Regions from separate parts of the Homo sapiens genome. Here all the other regions are linked to region 3. The links are chromatin contacts, found by Hi-C in ENCODE. All regions are on one chromosome and are shown on one strand. The core of a region is the stretch at or near the end of the contact, and the rest is flanking DNA. Distances in the headings are between cores, read along the strand shown.

Region 1 (4,099 bases), core at 1-2,500, 330 kb after region 3:
GCTGAGGTGAGCGGATCACTTGAGGTCAGGAGTTTGACACCAGCCTGGCCAACATGGTGAACCCCCGTCTCTACTAAAAAATACAAAAATTAGGCCGGGCCTGGTGGCTCACGCCTGTAATCCCAGCACTTTGGGAGGCCGAGGTGGGTGGATCACCAGAGGTGGGGAGTTTGAGAGCAGCCTGGCCAACATGGTGAAATCCCGTCTCTACTGAAGAAAAATACAAAATTAGCTGGGCGTGGTGGCGCATGCCTGTAATCCCAGCTACTCCGGAGGCTGAGGCAGGAGAATCGCTTGAACCCGGGAGGCGGGAGGTTGCGGTGAGCCGAGATCTTGCCATTGCACTCCAGCCTGGGAAACAAGAGCGAAACTCCGTCTCAAAACAGCAACAAAACAAAAACAAAAAGTAGCGGGGCGTGGTGGCGGGCACCTGTAATCCCAGCTAGGTCAGAGGCTGAGGCGAGAGAATCGCTTGAACCAGGGAGGCGGAGGTTGCAGTGAGCCGAGATCACGCCATTGCACTCCAGCCTGGGCGACAAGAGCGAGGCTCCATCTCAAAAGGAAAAAAAAAAAAACCCACAGATTTATGAAATATCCTCTGTATATATAAAATAGGGGACATAGAATAAGGAAAGCCCAAGGGAGGGGAGGCACACATCTGTAAACAAGTGTGTACACTTCAGTGCACAGGGGGGTTGACAGCGAAGCTAATGAAGCCCAAGTTTTAAGGGCCCATTTTTGCGAACACTTCCAAGGCCTTGAGAGGGGCCCTAACGAGGTGTTCCCATGGTCGTGTACCTCGGTAAAATTTGCAAAAATAAGACAATTTTACATTATTTTTCTTTAAAAGGGCTCTCCAAATGGCACAAGGTTCAGGCCTCACAAAACCTGCATTCGCCCTTGACAGTCCACTCTCGTAGAGGTAAAAGGAGAAAAATAGTTATGGAAGCGCTTTAAATCGTGGACCTCATTGCGACACCCTTAACAACCCTATCAGGCAGAACAAATTGCTCCGCAAACCTGCGGCTTGCAGAGCGATGGTGGACTCCCGAGCTCATCGGGTCCGGCACCTCTTCACCACGGAGGCCTCGGGTACGGAACTGGAGGGAGTCCTGGTGCTCGGAGGAGGGTGGAAGGCCAAGATCCCTAGGTCCTGGAGCAGGGAGCCGGGCCCACGCCGCCGAGGTATCTTTTCCGTCCGGGCCACCGTCGCGGGGGCTCACTGGCAGCGGCTTCTGCGCATGCTCGGAAGAGCGGGCAGGGTTCCCACTCCGGGAGCGGAGACGGAGAACAGGTTATGTGGGAGCCGGCGGGGGCATTTGCCGGCGACACCCGAGCGGGGGCCGGAAGTGGGGCCACAGCTCGCAGCAGGAGCTCCGGGCTAGACCGTGGCGCCGGCAGCGGCCCCTGGGCTGGAGGAGGATGATGAGGAGCGACGGAAGCGACGCGGGGGTACGCTGCTGCGCGGCGCCCGGTTTCGTGCCCGCGGCCGACTGCGCAGCCTGTCCGCGAGTCTGAGTAAGTGCGGCTCGGGGACCCCGAGCCCGCGGGGCCCGAGCGCCGGTCCGCTCCTTCTAGGAGGGTCGCGGGGAGCCGCCGGCTCCTCCAGGCGGGCGCGAAACCCTCCCGGGAGGCTGTGGGGGGAGCCCCGGGGCTAGTGCGGCTTCCCCTGGGGGTCGTGCGGGGGCCGAGCGCCGGGGGTTGTGGAGGACCAGCCCGGGGTGCAGCCCTGCCGGCCGCCCCGACTCCGCTCACCACTCACCAGGGGAAGCAAACTGAAGCCAAATACCTGTTTTGGAAACTAAGGTGCGCGCATTGCCAGAGGCTCGCCGGGTGTCGTTTTGTAATTGGAACCTAAAACGTATCTTAGTGTTCTATGTCAATTGTATTTCCAGTAATGTGTACAAACCTAAGATCCCTAAAATCCAACCCTCCGCTCCCCCACCCTCCCACACAGACATGAAAAGTAAAATAGAATAATTCCAGCTACTAGGTTGGAGAGAGGGAGAGCCCCGATCTAATCACGACAGTAACAGGTTTAGACCTGTGAATATCATGACAGGAAGTTCTGGGGTTATTCAGGAAACATCAAAAAAGCACCCCATACAATCGAAGTCAATTTTGCTGTAGATTTTAGTCAACATTTAAGTAAAATGAATTACTAGTATTACTACCCAAGGTATCGAAACCAAAAAAAAGTCCGTCCCCATTTAACAACTCTTATTTATGTTTACTATGTGATAGTAACTGGATAGAAAGAGATGAGTATATTGGCTTTGTGTGTTGATATTGGATTTTTCACTGATCTCTTTTGACGGGAGGGGGTTCGTGGATCAATACTTATTTGTATGCATGCTTAGGGAAATCACTCGTCTTTGACTAAAATATCAAATTTTATTTTACTGTGTAAGATTTCTTGATTGCCGATTTAGTGTTAATGTCATGATATCCTACCTAAGACATCAGCTGCTCAATTAAATAATCGTTAATAGAGGCCCACTATGCATCAGGCACTGCTGCGTACAGAAAATGTAGAGTTGAATAGGACGAGGTCTCTGTCATCGAGGAACTCACAGCCTGTGTAAGCAGGTTAATTACGCTGTAATAGTAACTTCTGCCACGTAAGTTTGCACAAACTACAGAATGTGGAATGGGTGGCAGGAGGGAATAGGGGTCCAAGGAAAGCTTTCTAGAGGATCTACTACCTGAGTTTGGTTTTAACAGAGAAAGAGTGCATTGCTCTGATTACTTCCTGTGTTCAGATACGGTACCTCTAGGGAATCATATCCATTATTTGATCTAGGACTAATAGGGCTTCTAGTTGTCCTTACTTTCACATACTCTGCTATAGTACATAATTAAGTAATTTAAATTTTGTCTCATAGAAGTAGCTGCACTTAACACACTATTACATTTTATCTCAACAGTAGTTCAATTTAATCTTTCATCCTCCTTTTACATACGAGGAAATATATATTTAGAGAGGCTAAGTGAGTTGGCAAAAGCTACCTATCTCTTAACAGACCATGACTCAAAACACTGTCTCCTTTCCATTGCACCACACTGCCTCCCACTGACAGTTAACTTGGAATGATTAAAGCAAGCCAGGTACCTACAGGTAGCCCTTGGCACACTGCCCTCTTCTTGGGCACATCAAAGACCTCTTGGCATGTGGATAAGAGGGTTTACTAACCAAATTGCCCTGGGCTAACAATATAACTTAGTGATAGGTGCAGGAAACTGTTGGATCTAACATTTTCCCATGATCTCTTCTCATAACTTATCTCAGGGGAATCTATTTCTGTTTCTCTGTTTAATGTATTACCCAGATTCTGAAATCTTTCTAATCCTTGTTTAGTTGCCCCAGGAAAGTCTTAAGACCTTTAAATAGCCTTTTTTCGTGTGGACTTAAAAGATGCTCTAGTTCTTCTAAGTAAGATATTTTTCCTCAAATGACAGATTTTGTAATACATTATTATATTTTATGTTTCTGTTTCACATGGTGTGAACTCCTACAACAGTATATTCTGCTGAAATCCCTTGCAAAGATGTAGTATTTCCAGTACAGGGACTACATGCATTTATGAGCTAGCCTGAGAATCTAGATACTTCTAGTAAGGCTTCTAGTTGTACTTACTTTCACATACTCAATGTTATATAACACTGGTTTTATACAAAACAAATATTCTAAGTTTCATCCATCTAGTTTATAGGTAAAGTTTTAGAACATTGCCCATTTATAAATTGGAAACTTTGTGAATTTCATTATCAGTCTAACATCACTACAGTTTTAGGCTAGTGGATTTGTTTTAAACATTTCAGATATTTATAATCTCAGAACAAATTGTGGTTGGCTTCCATAGTAACAATAATCTCTCATTTTACTTCTGCCAGAGTTGACTCTATTTGCCAAGATTTTCAAGCATGAAAAAGCTACTAAGTAGCTGCCTGGTATAATTTTTGAGCTATCTGCTCATACAGATTTAAATCCTAGTTAAAGATGCTGTCTGAACCATCCAGTTATTATCCAGCATCTCCATAGGCAGTTACTGTTCATTTGTCCCATAGGACTATTAATACACACTTTTTCATTATTGAT
Region 2 (3,722 bases), core at 231-2,730, 270 kb after region 3:
ATTCTGCCACTATGTAGCAGAATGTATGTAGGCATAGTTAAATGATAACCAGCCATTGTTCCAGAGGTTGCAAGATTTGTAACACCCCCACTTACGTCTGCAGATAACACCACTGACGTAAGACCTAAGATTAGCTTTTTGAGGTGTCTTTTCAGATGCTGGTATTCCTGACAACTAGCTAACCCCACCTGGACTCATGGCTCATGACTCAACTGGTCCTGGGACTCTACCCAGAGGTGGACTCAGGGCACAAGGACCATTTTCCACACCCTCATGATTGCATCCTCAACCAATCAGCAGCACTCATTCCCTAGTCCCCTGCCCACCAAACTATCCTTGGAAAACCTTAACCTCTGAGCCTTCAGGGAGAGTAATATGAGTAATAACTCTGTCTCCTGCAAGTCCTAGCTGGACTTGCACAAATTAAACTTTTTCTTTACTGCAATGCCATGGCCTCAGTGAATTGGCTTTGCCTTGCAGTGTGCAGGAAGAACCTGCAGACAATTACAACAACAAGAAGACATTTTAGTATCTCTTCAAGTGTAGCTGCTCTGAGGACTAGCATGTCAAAATGGATGGTACCTTATTATATATCACTTTCCAACTTTTCCTTCAATATACAGTTAAGGCACTCATACTGATTTTTAAAAGTTATATATGTAGGCAGTTCATATTATCTTTAAATTTCATTCCACAGATGACAGAAAGCACGTTTTATTATTGGCTGGGTGTGGTGGCTCACGCCTGTAATCTCAACACTTTGGGAGGCCAAAGTGGGTGGATCACCAGGTCAAGAGATCGAGACCATCCAGGCCAACATAGTGAAGCCCTGTCTTTACTAAAAATACAAAAATTAGCCAGGCGTGGTGGCAGGCCCCTGTAATCCCAGCTACTTGGGAGGCTGAGGCAGGAGAATCGCATGAACCCAGGAGGCAGAAGTTGCAGTGAGCCGAGATCGCGCCACTGCACTCCAGCCTGGCGACAGAGTGAGACTTTATCTCAAAAAATAAAATAAAATAAAATATTTATTATTAACAGGGAGCATTGAGTCTGCCAAGATTAAGAGCCAACTGTTCTGGGTGAGAGGATTTGGGCCTTACTCTCTATTATTTACTGTTCCTACCTTCCTCCTGAAGCTCATTTAATAGATAGTTTCTCCTGAGCTCACTGATCTTCCTACCTGTGCTACATATGGACAGATCTCCTATGCTTGAGTGTGCTTTAATTTTTCTTCTAGTCTATAGGTAAGAAAGGGGACTACCTCTTGGTCTTGAGAGTGGCCTGCAGAGCATATCTGAGCTTATTCTTTATTTTGTAAACTGTGAATTTTATCACCTTGCTATTCTTTTCATATATCGTGCAGCTGTTTACTCTCTCTCCAAAGTTAGGAAAAGAATCTCTGCTTGATTTTCACTTATCCAGCCTCCCTGTTGGCCCACAGCTGCTAAAAAACAAGGTGAGTGGTGCTTAAGTTCAGGCTTGATAAACCACAACTGAGCTGGACTTTGCACCACTTCACCCTCTACAGCAGTCACTGAATTCCTGCTGGGAGGAAAGTACTATGTGAAGTATTAGTAGATAAGGCTGGGAGGTGCAGAAAGTTAACTCATATGTGGCCTCACCTCTCAAAGGAATTTATAATCTAGCTGGGAAAAAAATGTTACGCCACAGAGTTAACAATGCAAGAGAAGGCTTTGTTGCACTGGTTTTAAAACCTATGCTGTTATTTATACAAGACCCTCAGACACTCTCCTGCCCCTATGTCCCTGCCCTCACATGCTGCTTTTCCTTTGGTCAATATTGACATTAGTCCAGTGACCAATATTGAAAGGGGACAGGGAGAGATGAGCTGCCTCCAGGTTTAGAAAACAAGATAAACAAATACGAAGAAGGAACTGAAGTAAGAACTGTATTCAGAGAATAGCAAGTACTTCAGGGTGAGAATAAAGTTGCAGGGAGAGAGGACACTGGGAGATTTGTCAGTAAATACATTTTAAAAATGGAAGAAAAGGCAATCTTTAAATGTCTTTACTCCTCCTAATGTTCACACAAAGAAAAAAGTATGAGTATGAATATTCCGTAAACTCTAACATCTTCCCCAGTAGTGGGGTTCTGTTATTTAGTCACAGTGCAGATCCAGCTAAGAGGAGGCAATCAGCTTGAAGTTAGATAGAGCCCGTGGAACTCAGGGACACAATAAAGATAGTTTTGAATTAAGTTTAACATTCAGGTCTCTTTTCTAAAAACTAGTATTTTTCCTAATACTTTTAATTTTAATCCCTTACATTTCCAACAGTTAAGCAACACTAGAACCAGACTGTCTGGTTTCAACTCCCACCTACTTCACCTAGTAGCTGTGAAAACCCGGGCAAAGTCCCTGCCTCAATTTTCTTGTCTGTAAAATGGGCACAGTCATAATATCAACACAAAGCGTGCTGTGCGCAATGATATGTATTAGGTACTTAGAATGGAAGTATGGAATTAGTCCTCAGTAAAAGTCCTATCGTTATGACTTAGTGCCCTATATTATCCCCATTCTGAAAAGTTATTTTATCTTTAACATAGATATACATTTCCTTTTACATTAAAGAGTGGAAAAACTCAGTCACATGAAAAAAGAGAGCGCAGCCTTGGCACAGATTTTTTTTTTAAGTGGCAATTCTGTGCTTTCGTGATACATGCTGCCACCTGCTGGACCCATCAGGAATTGTTCCCATCGCGGGATGTGATTAACATTGCTGTGTTGTTTGACATAATTTTATATTTACGCAAAATAAAGAAAGCTAAATATATTATTCAAATCGTTCAAAGAATAGCCATCTGAGCAATTTCTGTCACTAGGTGGCACTATTAATAACTGCATGTGATCTTAAGACCCTTGGAAAAGCTACATAGTCGGCTGCAAGACCCCAGTGTGATGAGGAGCTTCACGGCTTTTAGGATAATGACCATAGACACTCGCTTAGTTACAAATCCACACTTCAGGGGGCATCATAATGAAACTAGAATGTGAAATAAACGCAGCATTTAAAAGATCGGTTTTCTTTTAAATTAAAAGGAATTTAAATTATTGATATCGTAAACCATTTCTTATTTAGAAAGGCTTTAGTATAAAATTTTTAAAAATGAATAAAAGAGTAGCTGACACTGAGATTTTAAAAATTAATAATCTCAGAATACTAAGGAAAAATATAAAATGTATTTTAAAAATCTTTCATTAGTTCGCCTTAGTTATCAGACTTATGTTTCAGAGTGTGGGATTCTATAGTGGGAGACATGTTTTTGTTAGATAATATTTCTAAGCTTGGATCCAAAGTCAGAGATAAAAATGCATATGACAGCTCAGAAGATAATGTGGTCGAATTTTATAAAAGATGCATAGAAGACGTAACTCTGCGTGATTTAAGAGTACTTAACTCCAAATAGGATCTTAGGACATACGAGATCTCTCATAAGATGAGTACTTAAAGACGTTGAAGTGCCCGTCCCCTGAAGGGGGAAAATCACGAGTGGTGGGGGTTAGGACACATTTATAAGTGTCATTTATGACAGTGATTAGCTCAAATCTCTTAATAACCACTAGATTACTAAATGCTGGACTCTGTCTGGAAGGAACACTAGGCCAAGAACACCAGATGGGAAAATATGGAGTTCCCTCTAGTTGTAGTGTTAAAGCGTTGTGTGTCTGAGCACACTTCAGCCCCACTGAGGGACTGCGCTGC
Region 3 (4,010 bases), core at 560-3,059:
AGGTCAACCATACATGCAATGGAACCTTCCATCTTGGCAGGTACCCATAATTATTGCCTGCATTTGTTCATACATCTTCCCTTTTTGTTCTTTTTTATCTTCTTGTAGGCTCCTCTTGGGCAGTGGGCCTTTTTGTATTTACAGTGGCTAACAGAGTGACAGCACATATCAATATTTATTGAATGAAAGTGGATATGTGTAAAGACAGAATTCAATAGGATCTCACATGGCTTTTATTCTAAAACCTGCTGCATGAAAGTTGCTTATGCCTACATAATTCAATCTCCCCTAGGAACAACTAACCACGTAGAGCATCAGTTAGGATTCTTCTGTTGAAAGCAATAGAAAAAAAGTCCTAAATAGACTTAAGTAAAGATCAATGTATTGACTCATGTAACTGAAGAGTCCCATGGTAAGCTTTCTTTCAGACATAGCTGGATATGCAGGATTAAACAATGTCTTTTTTTTTTTTTTTTTGCCAGTGTTATTTTCCAACTCTCTGTTCTGTCTCCTGATGTGTTGGCTCTGCTTACATGTGGGTGCTTCATTCACATGGCAGGGTTGTGTCAGCCGCCACCATCCCACATGCTTCAAAATTTAAGACCATTAGAAATGACAGATTCTCTTCCAGGAGCTCCCACAAAAGTCCCGAGTTTCACTGTGGTTGGAAGGCTTAAGCCAAGTGCTTACTCTTGAACCAATCACTGTGGCTTAGGCTGCTTCATGTGATCCACACCCGGAGCTGAGATTGATCCACACCCTGGCTGAGTGTGCTGAATGCAAGAGTGGTTGACCTGCATGTGAAAATCTGAGGCCATCACCAGCATTGGGGGAATGGATGCAGAGCTCTCAATGAATGGCAAGCATCCATGTATCCTCCTTGTCATCTAAACCCCTTCGAAAGACACAGGTTTACATAAGCTGCCCTCTCCCCTCTACAAATACAGACAATCTCTGTAAAGTAGGTCTATTTATTGGCAAATAACAGAAAAGTTGCTTAAAACTAATTTCAGAAAAGAAAAATGATTATTTTGTGTTCTATTACCAAAACGTCCAGGAACGGAGCCGAGCTGGCTTTGTGTGTATTTATATTTAACTCAGTCTCTCTAATTCCCTCAGCACTGTGCTGGCTTCGTTTTTAAGGTCCATGTTGTGGCTTCTGGAGATACAAGGTTGAACATAAGGTCCCTGTAATTGAGGTATCTTACTCCTACTGAATCCGGCTTGGTCCTAGAGTCCATCCTTGAACCAATCAGCATGACCAAGAGGATGGAACATGTTGAAGAGGTTAGTCTGGAGAATGTGTTTTATTCAGAAATCCAGCAGTGAAGTTAGCTTTGCAGAAACTACATGGGTTGAGGAGACCCGGAATAAAAAGACGGGGTACTATAATCACAAGGAGAAAGGGGATAGTGAGAAGAAAAAAAGAGTATTTATTAAAATAATATAACCTACTTTTTCATCTTGGAGTCCCAACGTCTGCCTCCATGTCCAGGATCTCTGAATGATATGCCATAACATTGGGTACAGATGCGACTTCTCACGGTCTGGCAACTGTAGATAAGTAACAAGCCTGACTACTCCCAAACATACCCAGCACAGCACTGTGGAACACGAACGGCCATTTATCAAAAGCGGAGAAACTTCCACTTCCATTGTTGAAAGACAGGCTTCTTCCAGCTTGGAAAGCCAAATAAAATATAAAATATATCTCTGTGGCAGCTGTGACACACCACGGTAAGTCCCACATTCCAAACTGCTCTTCAGGATCCTGTCAATTCAGAGCAACAGTGAAGAGGCTTTCTAGCTAAACTGAAAGAAGCAACTGTGGGAGTGAGGGGAAGGGAAGTGACTCAGGTCCACCAAAAGGGAGAGACCACAGTAAATATCTCAGGCGTGTAGTCAGGAGCCTCAAACATTTACAGAGTAGAAGATGGAAAGAGAACTAGAAAAATGGCTGGCCTTTATAAGGTCTGAAGCCTAAATTTGAAGCAGATTGATCCCTGATTAGATTGTGGTGCTCTGTGTCTACCCTAACTGGCTACCTGGTACAAACGAAAACCTCCCATGAGAAATATAACATCACTTAGATTTTAAAATTATCTCTATAGTGTTTCACATCATCATTTGGAATGTAATAAGCAAATGATCAAGTCTATCAAAAGACAGCATAACAGAATTTTTGGAGAAAAATCAAACAATAAAAACAAATCTACAGAAGATCCAGAAATTGGGCATAAGATTTCAGATGCTTTTTAATTGGCGTGTTCAATATGATGAAAAGTTGTATCAGAGAAACCCTAAAATTGAATCAACCATAAATTCTAGAACTAAAATGACAAAAGTAAAAGTAATAGATGCATGTATAAATATCTAGAGAAAATACAAAACAATAGTAAATAAATGTATTACCAAGCTAGTATTTTTTCTGGTCATTTTCATAAGATATTGACCAAAGCCAAAACTCTTGCTCAGTTGTAATCTCTGAATTTGAAATCTGGCTGGTGAATGTCCATTTCTTTGCTCATAAGTATCTATGCTCAGGCCCATGAACTGGAGGCATTTAATTGAGCCCATACAACAGGGCAATATGAATCAATGGCATGAAGTAAAGAGGTATGGGTCTTCCTCTGACCCCCAGGCTCCATGCCAGCAGCATCCCAACAATGAAGGCAACTGATTCCCCATCTGGTAGAGATGGATAACAGGAGGTGCTAAGGATTGGCCTTGAGAAACAGGATTCTCTCAGGTTCTAAAATATTAGGTTGGTGCAAAAGTAATTCTGGTTTTCACCATTACTTTCAATGGCTGGCTTTTCTTCTAGCCTTTTTCTTCTGCCTTTCCTTCTAGCCTGTATTTTCTCTACATTTAGCTTAGGACTGGGGATTTGCTTTTTCTAACCATGCAAATATCCCAACTATTAGAGGTCTGATTCTTTTCCATCACAGGCTGAAAGCAGAGGCATCACTGTTGTCAGATGGGCTAGTTTCAACATCAGCTTGGCACATGTTTCTTCCTGTTGACTGTAAGATCCTGACTTTTTTCTACTATGTTTTTAATGCTTACCCTCCCAGGTGTATACCCTCCTAGATGTATATTTCTGGGACTCAATATTCACAAGGTTGTGCTCAAGTGTCTACTGTACCTCCAAATCACAAGAATTCCCAACTTTCCGTCTTCGGATATTGCCTACCTCGAGAGATACCCCAACTAATTTCATGATTTAGGCAGTCACTCTCATATTTTACATCATCACTACTCTTACTTCAAAACCCTATTCTCAATTTAAAATTCAGTATCAATTGGGATTCTTTCACTCATGTAACTAAAGTTACTGGCTTCAGATTTGTGGGATTCAGGCCACTTTTTATTCTTATCACTTGGCTCTGCATTCTATTCCACTGGCTCTGTTCTCAGACTGACTCCTGATCACAGGTGCTTGAGCCTCATACTCTCTCAACTTCAGCCTCAGCCAAAGTTCCACTGTATTTCCTTGACTCTGATATGATGAAGTGCCCATTTCTAAACCATTTCTCTAATGGAGTAAAATTTGGAGAAAGAGTAAAATTTTCTCATTTACCAGGGCTGTCAACAAGTGATAATCATTGTGCTATAGCTAAAGCATAAGAAATGAACGAGCATGGCTCTGACAAATTAAAGTTGTGTGGTTCTCTACAAAGAAATGGAGAATGGAGGCTAGATTGTACAAACAAGCCTATGCCTATTTCACCATATTTAGACTTTACTCTGCACACAAGAGAATGTCACTAAAGTAATTGGAAAAATTCTGAAATAACAATCGGATTTTGCATTTTAGACATTTGATCTTAGTGGCAGTGTGAGAGAGGCTAGTTTGATAACATCACAGTCAGGGGTATTTGTAGGAGCACATTCTAGAAATCTGCTCCACAAACTCTCAGAATTATGCACACAGAAATGTCATTTCAGAATTTAGCTTTCAGTGTGTTATTAAAATATACTCTTTTCATGACTGAGGCACTAATTCTTCA

What was found. Hi-C counts contacts between places; a loop is a spot of excess contacts on that map. Pooled maps may share reads with other maps.
Region 1: a map of PC-3 shows a loop between it and region 3 (5-fold over the local background). The contact joins the promoter of ABHD13 here to the enhancer-like site in region 3. A Hi-C loop is called at or near these places in 1 of 168 maps with a recorded cell type or tissue (PC-3).
Region 2: a map of PC-3 shows a loop between it and region 3 (6-fold over the local background). The contact joins two enhancer-like sites. A Hi-C loop is called at or near these places in 2 of 168 maps with a recorded cell type or tissue (PC-3 and Panc1) and 4 of 50 pooled maps.

Annotation. Positions count from the first base shown.
Region 1 is chr13:108,217,142-108,221,240 of GRCh38, forward strand. It overlaps ABHD13 (abhydrolase domain containing 13), which reads left to right and starts at 1,251. Exons shown (of 2, transcript NM_032859.3): 1 at 1,251-1,518. It also overlaps a transcript of LIG4 not described here. RefSeq lists an enhancer at 924-1,253 and a silencer at 1,534-1,773.
Region 2 is chr13:108,152,996-108,156,717 of GRCh38, forward strand. No RefSeq gene overlaps it. Among named protein-coding and RNA genes, the nearest start is that of LIG4, 61 kb to the right of the region's middle. Within about 2 kb of position 1,481, at least 4 of the 41 ENCODE cell types and tissues checked have a DNase peak (open chromatin) inside an H3K27ac peak, as active enhancers do.
Region 3 is chr13:107,882,147-107,886,156 of GRCh38, forward strand. No RefSeq gene overlaps it. Among named protein-coding and RNA genes, the nearest start is that of NALF1, 17 kb to the left of the region's middle. Within about 2 kb of position 1,810, at least 2 of the 41 ENCODE cell types and tissues checked have a DNase peak (open chromatin) inside an H3K27ac peak, as active enhancers do; they include PC-3, where a contact is called at or near this core.